2 separate regions of the Homo sapiens genome follow, and region 2 is linked to region 1. A link is an interaction called in ENCODE POLR2A ChIA-PET data of the cell type or tissue named here. Cell type or tissue: Panc1. All regions are shown on one strand. Each heading gives the region's core, and the rest is flanking DNA. Links, peaks and the distances in the headings are about the cores only.

Evidence for each region. Peaks named below come from ENCODE experiments on the same cell type or tissue, not always from the same donor. Only the 100,000 strongest peaks of a DNase experiment are listed, where the experiment ranks them.
Region 2: POLR2A ChIA-PET joins it to region 1 with 13 read pairs; 1 of 35 experiments calls an interaction of 5 or more read pairs at or near these places.

Annotation. Positions count from the first base shown.
Region 1 is chr20:29,877,807-29,884,071 of GRCh38, forward strand. It overlaps the pseudogene DUX4L37. Among named protein-coding and RNA genes, the nearest start is that of FAM242B, 330 kb to the left of the region's middle. In Panc1, for the core only: no CTCF peak of the experiment used is centred there; no DNase peak of the experiment used is centred there; H3K4me3 peaks cover 101 bases.
Region 2 is chr20:29,442,604-29,447,830 of GRCh38, forward strand. No RefSeq gene overlaps it. Among named protein-coding and RNA genes, the nearest start is that of FAM242B, 100 kb to the right of the region's middle. In Panc1, for the core only: no CTCF peak of the experiment used is centred there; a DNase peak (open chromatin) is centred at 3,048; H3K4me3 peaks cover 1,779 bases; H3K27ac peaks cover 474 bases.

The DNA of each region.
Region 1 (6,265 bases), core at 1,402-5,401:
AGCACTTAGCCCGCACTGGGCACCCAACATTTTCCCGGAGTGCTGGGTCCTGTTGGTTCTGGAGGCAGAAGACCGTTTTCCTCTCTGCCTTCCGTTCTCTGTTTCTTGCTCCTTTTGTCCCTCGGTCCATCCTTCCCTCTGTTCTTCCTTCCCTCCCCCGGTTTTTTTCTCCCTTTCTCCCTCCCTCTTTCTCTCCCTTCCGGTGTCCCTCCTTCCACCCATCCTTTCCTAGCTCCATCCTTCCATCTCACTCTCTCCGTTCTTGTCCTCATCTCTGCCTGCCTTTCCTCTTGCCTGGAAAGGGCAGCACCTCGGTTTGCACGGGGTCTCGGGTCTACATTTAGTTGCAAGGCGCTCCATGGTGCTGGCAAGGAGGCTGACGGGAGAAGGGTTGGCAAGTGATGGTGAGCGAAGAGGCAGAGGAGTCGAGCCGCAGAAAAGAGAACTGGCCTGGCTTCTGCCCCGGCCCAGTGTTTCGCGAACTGAGGTCTCCGCCAACCTGACTGAAGAACGCGGTGGAAAAAGGGATGAGAGCTCCGCCTGGGCTAGTTAGAAATCCTAGGCTGCTGCCTGGAAACCCGCGCATGCGCAGTAGACAGCCCACTTCCGGGTACCTGGACCGGCCCTGGGATCCCCGGGATGCTCAGGAATTCTTTATTGTCATTCTTGACAGCAGTCCTCTGTATGGAGTCTATCGCTGGACCTGGAACTCAGGGATCCTAGGCAGGTCAGCTGGAAGGGAAGACACGCCTCTCCATACCAAGCCTGAGGTTCACCGCGAAAGAGAGGCCGCCGCTCTGCCCCCAGCCCGCCCCAACCCCGCCCCAACCTGCTCCTCCAGCAGAGTCCAGTGTTCGTTCTGGCTGAGGAGTGGTTCCAGCAAAACGGGCTCTTCCACGTCCTTCAGCTCCCCCAGTGGCGCCAGATCTAGGAAATGTTGTGCCTTTTGCTGAAACTCTGGGGTTTACAGGAGCTCATCTAACAGGCTGGAGGTGAGTGCAGACGAGCTTCCCGGCTCCTGGAGCGGTTGGGAGGCGCCTGGATGGCTGGCATCTGTGCTTGACGCGGAGGCCTCCGGAGGTGGAGGTGCCCCGTCTTTGGGTTCCCACGCCGCCCTGGCAACCTGGGGCTCCAGCACCACCACGGACTCCGGTGGGACGTGGGTGGCACAAGCACACCTTGCCCCTGTGACTCAGCTTGAGGGGGCCCAAACTGAACACGCGCCCAGCAGGCCGTCGCGCAGCAGTTTCTGGTCTTCCTGTCATTTGTTGGGGTGCGGAGGCCACCAGGGAGTCTGAGGATGGGAGAGCCCCAGTTCTGGAGGAGCCAGGGCAGGGAACACAAAGCCCCACATGTCCAGGCAGGTTGGGAGAGTCCTTCTTCCTGCGCAGCCTGGCTGGGCTGGAGCAGGGGGATGGCCCTTGCTGCCTGGCTCACGAAAGCCCCCTGTGGGAGAGCCCCAGGGGCGCAGGGCATGTGGGGTGTGGGAAGCGCAATTCCCCATGCCCTGTTGTGGGTGAACTGGATAGAGGAGGGAGGAGGGTGACACCCACCAGGGGTGCCAATTAGTAACCACAGTGACCTCAAAGAACTCAAATGAAAGGAAGACTTGCACGTCTCTCACTTGAAGTCCAGAGCTAGAAATGATCAAGCTTAGTGAAGATGTAGAATTTTCATAGCTAGAGAGAAATCAACACTTGGCTTCAAAACTTCAAAGGATGGGCTGACTCTCTTTGAGGACCACTGCAGCTGGTGACTTTAAGTTACAGCCAGTGCTCATTGACCACTCTGAAAATCTCAGGGCCCTTAAGAATTATGCAAAATCTATTCTTTCTGTGCTCTAGAAATGGAACATCACTGTCTGGGTGACAGCACAACTGTTAATAGCATAGTTTACTGAATATTTTAATCCCACTATTGAGACCTACTGCTCAGAAAAAAAAAAAAGTGATTCCTTTAAAAAGATTGTTGCTTGGCCAGGCATAGTGGCTCACACCTGTAATCCCTGCACTTTGGGAGGCCGAGGATCACCTGAGGTCAGGAGTTCAAGACCAGCCTGGCCAAAATGATGAAACCCAATCTCTAATAAAAATACAAAAAAATAGCGGGGCAGGGTGGTAATACCTGTAATTTCAGCTACTCGGGAGGCTGAGGCAGAAGAATGGCTTGAACCCTGGAGGCGGCGGAGGTTGCAGTGAGCCAAGACCACACCACTGCACTCCAGCCTGGGCAACAAAAGCGAAACTACGTCAAAAAAAAAAAAAAAAAAAAAAGGAAAGGAAAGAAAAAGAAAAAGGAAAAAAAGATTGCTGCTTATTGACAATTCACCTAGCTACCCAGAAGCTTAGATGGAGATGTACTTGGAAATTAATGTTATTTTCATGGCTGCTAATACAATATTTACCTTCAGCCTGTGGATCAAGGAGTGGTTTTGACTTTCAAGTGTTTTTATTAATTAATAAATGCATTTTGTAAAGGTATAGCTATCATAGATAGCGATGTCTTTGATGAATCTGGATAAACTGAATTGAAAACCTTTTGGAAAGGATTCACCATTAATCCTTTCATGATATTTGAACCTCCTCCCGTGAATCACAAATGTCCTTAATAGCAATCCTTAAATGCCATTAAGGACATTTGTGATTGATGGGAGGAGGTTGAAATATTAACATTAACAGGAGTTTGGAAGAAGTTGATTCCAGCCCTCATGGATGACTTTGAGGGCTCAGGATGTCAGTGGAGGAAGTCCCTGCAGACGTGGTAGAAATCGCAAGACAACTAGAATTAGAATTAGGGCCTTAAGGTGAGATGAAATTGCTGTAAACTCATGATGAAACTTGAACAAATAGGGAGTTGCTTCTTGTGGACGAGCAAAGAAAATATTTTCTTGAGATGGAATCTAATCCAGGTGGAGATGCTATAAACATTGTTGAAATGACAACAAAGGATTTAGAATATTCCATAAACCTAGTTGATAAAGCAGCAGCAGGGTTTGAGAGGGTTTACTCCAATTTTGAAAGAAGTTCTGCTGTTGATAAAATGCTGTCAAACAGCATCACATGCTACAGGGAAATCTTTTGTGAAAGGAACAAACTTCATTGTTTTAAGAAATTGACACAGGCACCCAACCTTCGGCAGCCCCCACACTGATTAGCCAGCAGTCATCAATATATAGGCAAGACCCTCACCAGCAAAAAGATTATGACTTGGTGAGGCTCAGATATTCATTAGCATTTTTTAGCACTGATGTATTTTAACTTAAGGTATGTACACAGTTTTTTAGACGTGCTATTAATTACTAATTAATAATTATTAAATACTCATTAGACTACAATATAGTTTAAGCATAACTTTTATAAGCACTGGGAAACAAAATGTTTATGCAACTAACTTGATTGTAACATTTGCCTTATTGCAGTAGTCTGGAACCAAACCCACCCTATCTCTGAGGTGTGCTTGTAGGTTTTTGGTTGTAACATTTGCCTTATTGCAGTGGTCTGGAACCAAACCCACACTATCTCTGAGGTGTGCTTGTAGGTTTTTGGTTGTAACATTTGCTTTATTGCAGTTTTCTGGAACCAAACCCACAATACCTCTGAGTATGCTTGTAGGTTTTTGGTGGTTCTTTGTTTGGAGATGGGGTTTCGCTCTGTCACCCAGGCCAGAGTGCAGTGGCATGATGATAGCTCACTGCAGCCTCAAACTGCTGGGTCAAGTGATTTTTCTACCACAGCCTACTGAGTGGCTGGGACTACAGGCATGCAGCACTATGCTTGGCTATTTTTTTTAATTTTTTTTTGTAGAGACGGGATCTCACTATGTAGCCCAGCTGGTCTTGAACTCCGGGACTGAAGCAATCCAGCCACTTCAGCCTCCAAAAGTGCAGCCATTACAGGCTTGAGCCACTGCACCCAGCTTGTCTGCAGTTCTTAAAACAAAAACGGCCAGGTGCCATGTCTGACGCCTGTAATCCCAGCACTTTGGGAGGCCAAGGCAGGTGGATCACAAGGTCAGGAGTTCGAGACCAGCCTGGCCAAGATGGTGAACCCAGTCTCTACTAAAAATACAAAAATTAGCCCGGCGCAGTGGTGGGCAACTGTAGTCCCAGCTACTCGGGAGGCTGAGGCAGGATAATTGCTTGAACCCTGGAGGCGGAGGTTGCAGTAAGCCGAGATCGTGCCACTGCACTCCCGCCTTGCGACAGAGCAAGATTCCATCAAAAAAAAAAAAAAAAGAACAAACGTAATTTAAAAGATTAAAATTAAGATAGATTTTTACAAATGTATATATCTACCATTACAGTATCATACAGAATGGTTTTACTGCCGTGAAGATTCTCTGTGCTCTGTGTATCATCTCTTCCTTCCCCTTGGTCCATGGCAACCACTGATCTTTCTACTGTTCCCATAGTTTCACCGTTTCCAGAACGTCATATAATTGGAATCGAACAGTACGTAGACTTTTCGGATTGGCTTCTTCTTTTAGCAATATGCATTTAAGTTTCCTCCATGTATTTTTTTGTGGCTTGATAGATCATCTCCTGTTAGCGGTGAATAATATCCCATTGCCATTATACTTTTGTCAAGACTCAGAAAGTACAATGTGAAGAGTAAATAAGTATGAATGTGCACTGTAAACTTTGAGTGATACTGAAGGGTCAAGATAGGTTCCTGGTTGTCACAGGTGTGCTCCTGTGAGGCAGGAAGCTGTAGTGGGGAGGCTGTGTGTGGGGAAAGGGACATATGAGAAGTCTGTACTCTCTGCTCCATTTAGCTGTGAACCTGCACTTCTCTAAAAAATAAAATTAGTTAAAATTAAGAGCAAAAAATTAGAAAAATTAAAACATTACAATGTGTCATATAGTTTTCAAATCACAAGATAGAAAAATACATAATAAAAGAAACTATAGAAAACAACAAGGATAGGAATAAAAAACATCAGTGATAGAAGGCAGAAGACAGAAACGTGGAGCCAAACACATTAATTTATTTTAATCATTAGTTATACTCATTTATATTAATTTATATTGATTTAACATATTAATTTTGACTAAATGGCATTAAAGGAGTTTTGAGGAATTTGCATGTCACATTCTGGATGAGAGAACTCAATAATATTAACTCTTTAGTTTGCTGTAAATCATTTAAAAATATGCTCAAATTCCAATAAAAATTCCAAGAAAAATATTTTCGAAGAAGAAAATGTTATTTTAAATCCACATATTGAACACACATGAGAGCCAATTTTATAAAATTTACTATAAGATATTTAAGATTGTTATTAGTATTCAAAATTAAACAAATTTGAAATGGCACAAAAATAAACACATTAATGAAAGAGAATCAAAAACACAGAAATTGAGTGTAATTTTATCTAGTAACAGGGTAATAATTTAAACCCACAAAACAGAGCGATTTTTGCATTTATGATGTTAAAATATTGGGTAATGATTTGAGAATATAAAATGATAGAATTGAATCCTGGTCCCACAACTTACATAAAAGTTAATTCCAGTATTAAATGTAAAAAAAAAAAAAAAAAGAGAGAAAATAAAATTAGATGTACCTGTGTTTTATGACCTTGAGAATGAATGAATGTCTTCTAAAATCAAAACTGCAAACAGAAACTATATAAAAAGGGATAAACCTAACGTACCTAGAACGTAAATTCTTACACATTTCAACACCAAGTAAATAGCACAAAACAAACTGGGGAAATTTTTACAACAATTATATTAGATGAAAGTTAAAATCCTTATGACATATACAATGTATAAAACAGTATTATTACCACTATTATTAATACCATTATGATTACCTGGTCTTCCCACGCACCAGTCCTCTTCTGGTGCCCTGTGGTGAAACAGAGCCCTTCCTCTCTGGCCACAGTGAGGGATCCAGCAGGAACCCTGCCTAAGCCCTCAGAGGGTGTGAGCCAAGCCAGGACATCACATTCCCTCCTGCAATGATGCAGATACCCACTCACGACAGAGATTTGGTAACTCTCTGGAAAAGCTGTGTAACAATTATTGCAGAAACTTGTTTCTTATGTTCCCAGACACATGGAGAAAGCTGGTCTGGAAGACTGATGTCCACATGCTAAGAGAAGCAGTCACTCATAACACACACTGCACACACCACACCATGTGCACACGCACACACACCCCACACACAGACACCACATAAACAGCACACACACCATGTGCACACGTGAAGGGGTGGCCTGCCCCTCCACACTTGTGGGCGTTTCTCGTTGGGTGTAACAA
Region 2 (5,227 bases), core at 1,118-5,117, 440 kb before region 1:
TTGTTGTCAGGCCAGAAAGGCTTGCACATAGGATACTTAAGACCATTTTCCCTGATTATTACAGAAAAGATCTAGCTGTAGGATGGAGTTAAAGTTCACAGTCTCATTCTCCAGCCATGTTTTGTCAGCTAATCTGTAGGCAGGCAAAATAGTGTTACAAAAGAAGATAAGGTTTTCTTTTTTCTAAGTTCATTTAGCCAAAAGCTGTTCTAATTTTTAGATATACATCCCAGGGATGTTTCAGTGACAGTAGAGGAAGCGGCTCCCACGGTGCCGAGAGAATCCTGCAACGACAGAACATTTACTGAAGTCCAGGAGGCTGTGGGCATCCCCATGAGCCAAGTGGAACCACCAAGGTGTCCAGCGCATCCCCTTGAAACCCCATTAACTGAAGCTCTAGGAGGTCATAGGCATTTGCCATACACCATCCTATCTACCCCCAGCGGTGGACATCTCCAGCCCTACCGAGATGACCCCCACTGCGGGCTGGGGGGCAGATGTCTGGCTAACAAGCCTTGCCCTAATTCACTGGTTTGTCATTTGTGATGCCCAATTACAACATCTGGAATGCTCAGATGCAATCCCTACGACTAGGCATCTGCATGACTGTGCATCTTTTGTTCAGCAAAGAAAGCCTGCTGGAGAACAATTTCAAGGAGGTGGGAAATGCATAAAGCCTGAAGGGACAGGGTTCTCTTAATGTGCTGCTCAAAACAAAACAAACATTTTTGTAAACAGAAAACCTGACCAGAAAAATACATTACAATGACCACTAGGTGGCGATGGAGTATTGCTGAAGGGACAGCAAACAATAAGCGGAGTCTGAACTGTGGCCAGAAAGATGTGAAACTAAGCGGCAAAGCAGCCCAAATATGAAATATTGAGGGCAACACATGTGGTTAGTGTATTTATCGATACCACAGAAGCAGCAGCCAAAAGGAGAGCGGACATATATTCTCTCTCTAAAGAATATAGTTGACTTAAAAACGTTTCCCCAAGAACTTTACTGAAATAGCACTGGAACAAGCAGCGATAGTTAACCAGGGAGTCTGGAACTGCCATAGTATTCACTGCAAGAAAAGGGAAACTGAAATTAATGAAGCAGACAAAACTCTCCCCAGGTCATGGTACCAGAAATGTTGATGGCTGATGTAATACCTTGTTTCTTATCTTCTTAGTTTAAGAGACACACAGCAAAAGAAGTACAGCATAATTTATTGCAAAAAAAGAGAATATTTTGAAAATTAAGTGCAGAATAGACGGTACGGTCTGAGAAAGAGATTCCAGGGCAGCCTGCTCATAAAAGTGAGACAGAGCTAATTATTGCTGGAGAAACCCTCTTTATGGGAGTTTTGCATGATTATTCATAAGAAGGTGGAAAGAAGTGTTGCAGAAAGCATGTTCTGACTGGTCTTCTGGGTGCACAGTGCAGTAGCTGTACACATTTGTGCATACATTGCATGTCTCAGTAGCATCTTAAATCTCCACCCAGGAATGTGTTTTTTACTGTTAAAATAAACAAAGGGTCAGGTTGAAGACAGATAAAATCAAAATGCAAATGCTTTTTATAAGTAAAAGTCCCTACTGATGATAGCGGGTTTCAAATGACCCCAAGTGCTCCACATCTTAAAAGTTGCTCCCATAAAGCTGGAACACTATCTGTTCCTGAGGTATCAGGTCCCATATGTGGCTCCGAGTCACTGGCAAGCCAGGCCTGACTTGAGATGAGACCATTAATTTCAAGTGTAAAATGCCTAAATAGTCAGCAACTTCAGGTTGCATTTTGGAGCATGTCCACTTAAATGGGTTGATGAAAATGGCTCACAAGACTCACGCCTCGGAGTCTTAGCAGATTTTGTGCGACCCAATAATTAACCTTCTGATGACTAGACTTTCACAGTTGTGAAAAAGGCGACTTTGAGAGTGACATTTCCAGGAAGCCACAGCCCTTGTCACCCCCTGCAGAGCTCTGAAGCTGCTCACAAGCAGGCCAGGTGAAAGATTTCTCTCAAAAACGGTTAAGTGCATGCTCTGGCTAGAGAAAAATGAGGGTTGCGGCACAATCGACTGTGTCTCAGACATCAGGAAAGTTTCCACAGCAGTTTAGGAAAGAAGGCAGCGCCTAGGGCTGCAGAAGACGTAATGCTCTGGAAAGAACCCTGGGTGCAATTGAAAGAGGAACCTGAGAAGGATAGGCTCAATCGGGTGAGGACAAACCGGCCATTTGGGAAAAGGGAAGGTGTCTTCGTAGGGTAATACCCTCCTCAATGCCCAGCCCAGACCTGCCCTCCAGGTGCACCTGTGTACTCACTCTCCTTGCAAAGAGTTGGCATAGCATAAGAACTCAGGAGTGCTTTGGACTCTGGGAAGTCCACACCGCTCTAACCCTCCCTCCAGGGCTATGCACCCCGGATCCTGGTACATGCTGGGAGTATAGTTCTGAAGCCTACCGACAAACAGGCTGAGAGCAGTTAACGGACTACAGCTCCCAGCATATTAGGTGGGGCGCGTACCACTCTGCCCCTTCTTCCAGTTCTGCGCCTCGCCCTGGAGCCTGGCGCATGCTGGGATTGTAGTCCTGTAGCCCTTTGACCAAAGGGTTGGGAGTGTTTATGAGAATACATCTTCCAGCAATCCTAGGGAGGCGCACACAGCCCGGTCTCTTCCTCCAGTGACACGCATTGTCCCTGAGACTAGTGCATGCTAAGATTGTAGTCCTGCAGCTCTTTGAGGAAAGGGCTGGAAGAGTTTATGAGCATATATCTCCCAGCAAACCTAGGGAGACGCACACAGCCCCGCCTCTTTTTCCAGTGACGCGCACTGTCCCTGACCCCGGTGAATACTGGGATGGTAGTCCTGTAGCCACGGGACCGGAAAGTCTGGGAGTCTTTATGAAACTACATCTCCCAGCAAGTAGAAGGAGGCACCCACAGTCCAGTCTCTTCCACCAGTAATGGGCACTGTCCCCGAGCTGTGTGCATGCTGGGACTGTAGTCTTGCAGCCCGGTGATGAAAGGGCTGGGAGTGTTTATGAGACTACATCTCCCAGCAAGCCCACCGAGGGGCGCATGGCCTTGCCTCTTCCTCCAGGGACGCGCACTTTCCCTGAGTCCGGTGCATGCTAGGATTGTAGTGCTGCAGCCCTGTGACCAAAGGACTGGGAGCGTTTATGAGACTGCATCTCCCAGCAAGACCAGCAAGAAGTGCGGAGCCTCGTCCCTTCCTCCAGATATTAGCGCACTCTCCCTGAGCCTGGTGCATGCTGAGATTGCAGTGTTGCAGCCCTGTGACCAAAGAGCTTTGTTATAGTTATCTGTGAAGTATTCAACAAATTACTTTACTTAATTATTACTGGAAGCCAGAACCTCAGTTGCGTTCACTTTTTGGATATTATATGAGTGAAATTGTATAATATGTATACTTTTACATCGACTTTCTTCTATGCAACATTATAGTTATGGTATTAATTCATGATATTGCAGATAGCTATAGTTTGTTTATTTAATTTTTTTTTTTTTTTACTTTGTGGTAAAGTGTACATCAAATTAACCATTTTAGCTATTGTAAGTTTGCAGCTCAGAAAAATTAACTACATTCACATTGTTTTGCAACTATCATTCCCATTCATACGGACCTTCTTTCAACTTGCAGAAACAAAACTCTATACCCATTAAATAAGCTCCTTGTTACTCCCCTCAGGCTTCTAGGAACCACTCTTCTACTTGGGTTTCTAGAATTTCTTTACTCTAAGTATCTCATAATTGGAATGATTCAGTATTTGTTCTTTTATGACTGGCTCGTGTCACTTTGCTCAATGTCCTTAAGGTTCATGCATGACATACCATGTGTCAGAATTTCCTTATTTTACATAGCTGAATAATATTCCACTGTATGTATAAATCACATTTTATCTATTTATTCATTGATGGTAATTCAAACAACACTTGAGTAATTCAAACAGCTTTCTGGTGATGTGAGTAATGCTGCTGTGAACCTAGGTGTATGTGTATTATTTTCTGTCTTTGCTTTCCTATCTTTTGCTACATACCCAGATGTGAAATTGCTGGATCGTATGGTGACATTACATGTAAATTTTTTAGTTACTATGTTGTTATTTTATAGCAGCTGTAGCATTTTACATTTCCACCAACAGTGTACAAGGGTTCTAATTGCTCCACATCCTCACCAACACTTGTGATTTTCTGTTTTGTTTTCTTTCTTTTGGTAGTAGCTATGCTGATGGGTATTAAGCGATATGTCATTTGGGGTTAGATTTGCATTTCACTAATGATGAGTTTTGTTGAGCATCTTTTCATGTGCTTATTAGCCACTTTACAAAATTTTTAGAGAAATGTCTGCTTAGGATTTTGCCAATATTTTAAACAGGTAGTTTGTGTTATTGTTGCTGAATTGTTCTTTGCGTATTCTGGATAGATTCCGATTCATCTATTTTTCTTTTGTTTCTTGTGTTTTGGGTGTCCTGTTAAAAAAAAAAAAAAAACACTGCCAAATCCAGTGTATGACATGTTTCCCCTATATTTTGTTCTAAGAATTTTGTAGTTTTAGCTCTTACATTTAGGTATTTGATCCAGTTAGTTAATTTTTTCTTATGGTATAAGTGAATGGCCCAGGTTCATTCTTTTTACATGTGGGTACCGAATTTCCCCAGCCCTGTTCTGCCTCTGACCGTCGGTCCTGTGTGGGTTTACTTGGAGGTGCTTTGCCTTGGAGAAAGGCGGGTGGACGGTGGTGGGGGCAATACAGCCCTGATAACACCTTGACTTAAGCCCAGTAAGACACGTGAGCAACAGGCCCCCTTGCAGAGGGCAAAGCAACGTGGAATCCGAAACCAAGCTTCAGTCGGCCTGAGTGTGACTCCTGTGTGGACGGGACTATCGGCCTCGCGCTCCTTTGCAGGCTCAACCTGGGGCTATCTCATCTGTGAACCATGTGGATGAAAAATGGACAACCACCCGAGTTTCGGCTCATTGCTCTCTGGGCAATTCTCTCATTCCCTGGGAGACGAAATTCGTCTGAATCGCTCCCGGATGAAGCAACCCAGGCTGGTTATCCGGAGGGCCGGTGAGCGCCCCGCAGACCAACGCGGCTGTGGGCCGAGCACTTAGCCCGCACTGGGCACCCAACATTTTTCCGGAGTGCGAGGTCCTGCTGGTCCTGGAGGCAGAAGACCGCTTTTCTCTCTGCCTTCTTTTCTCTGTCCCTTGCT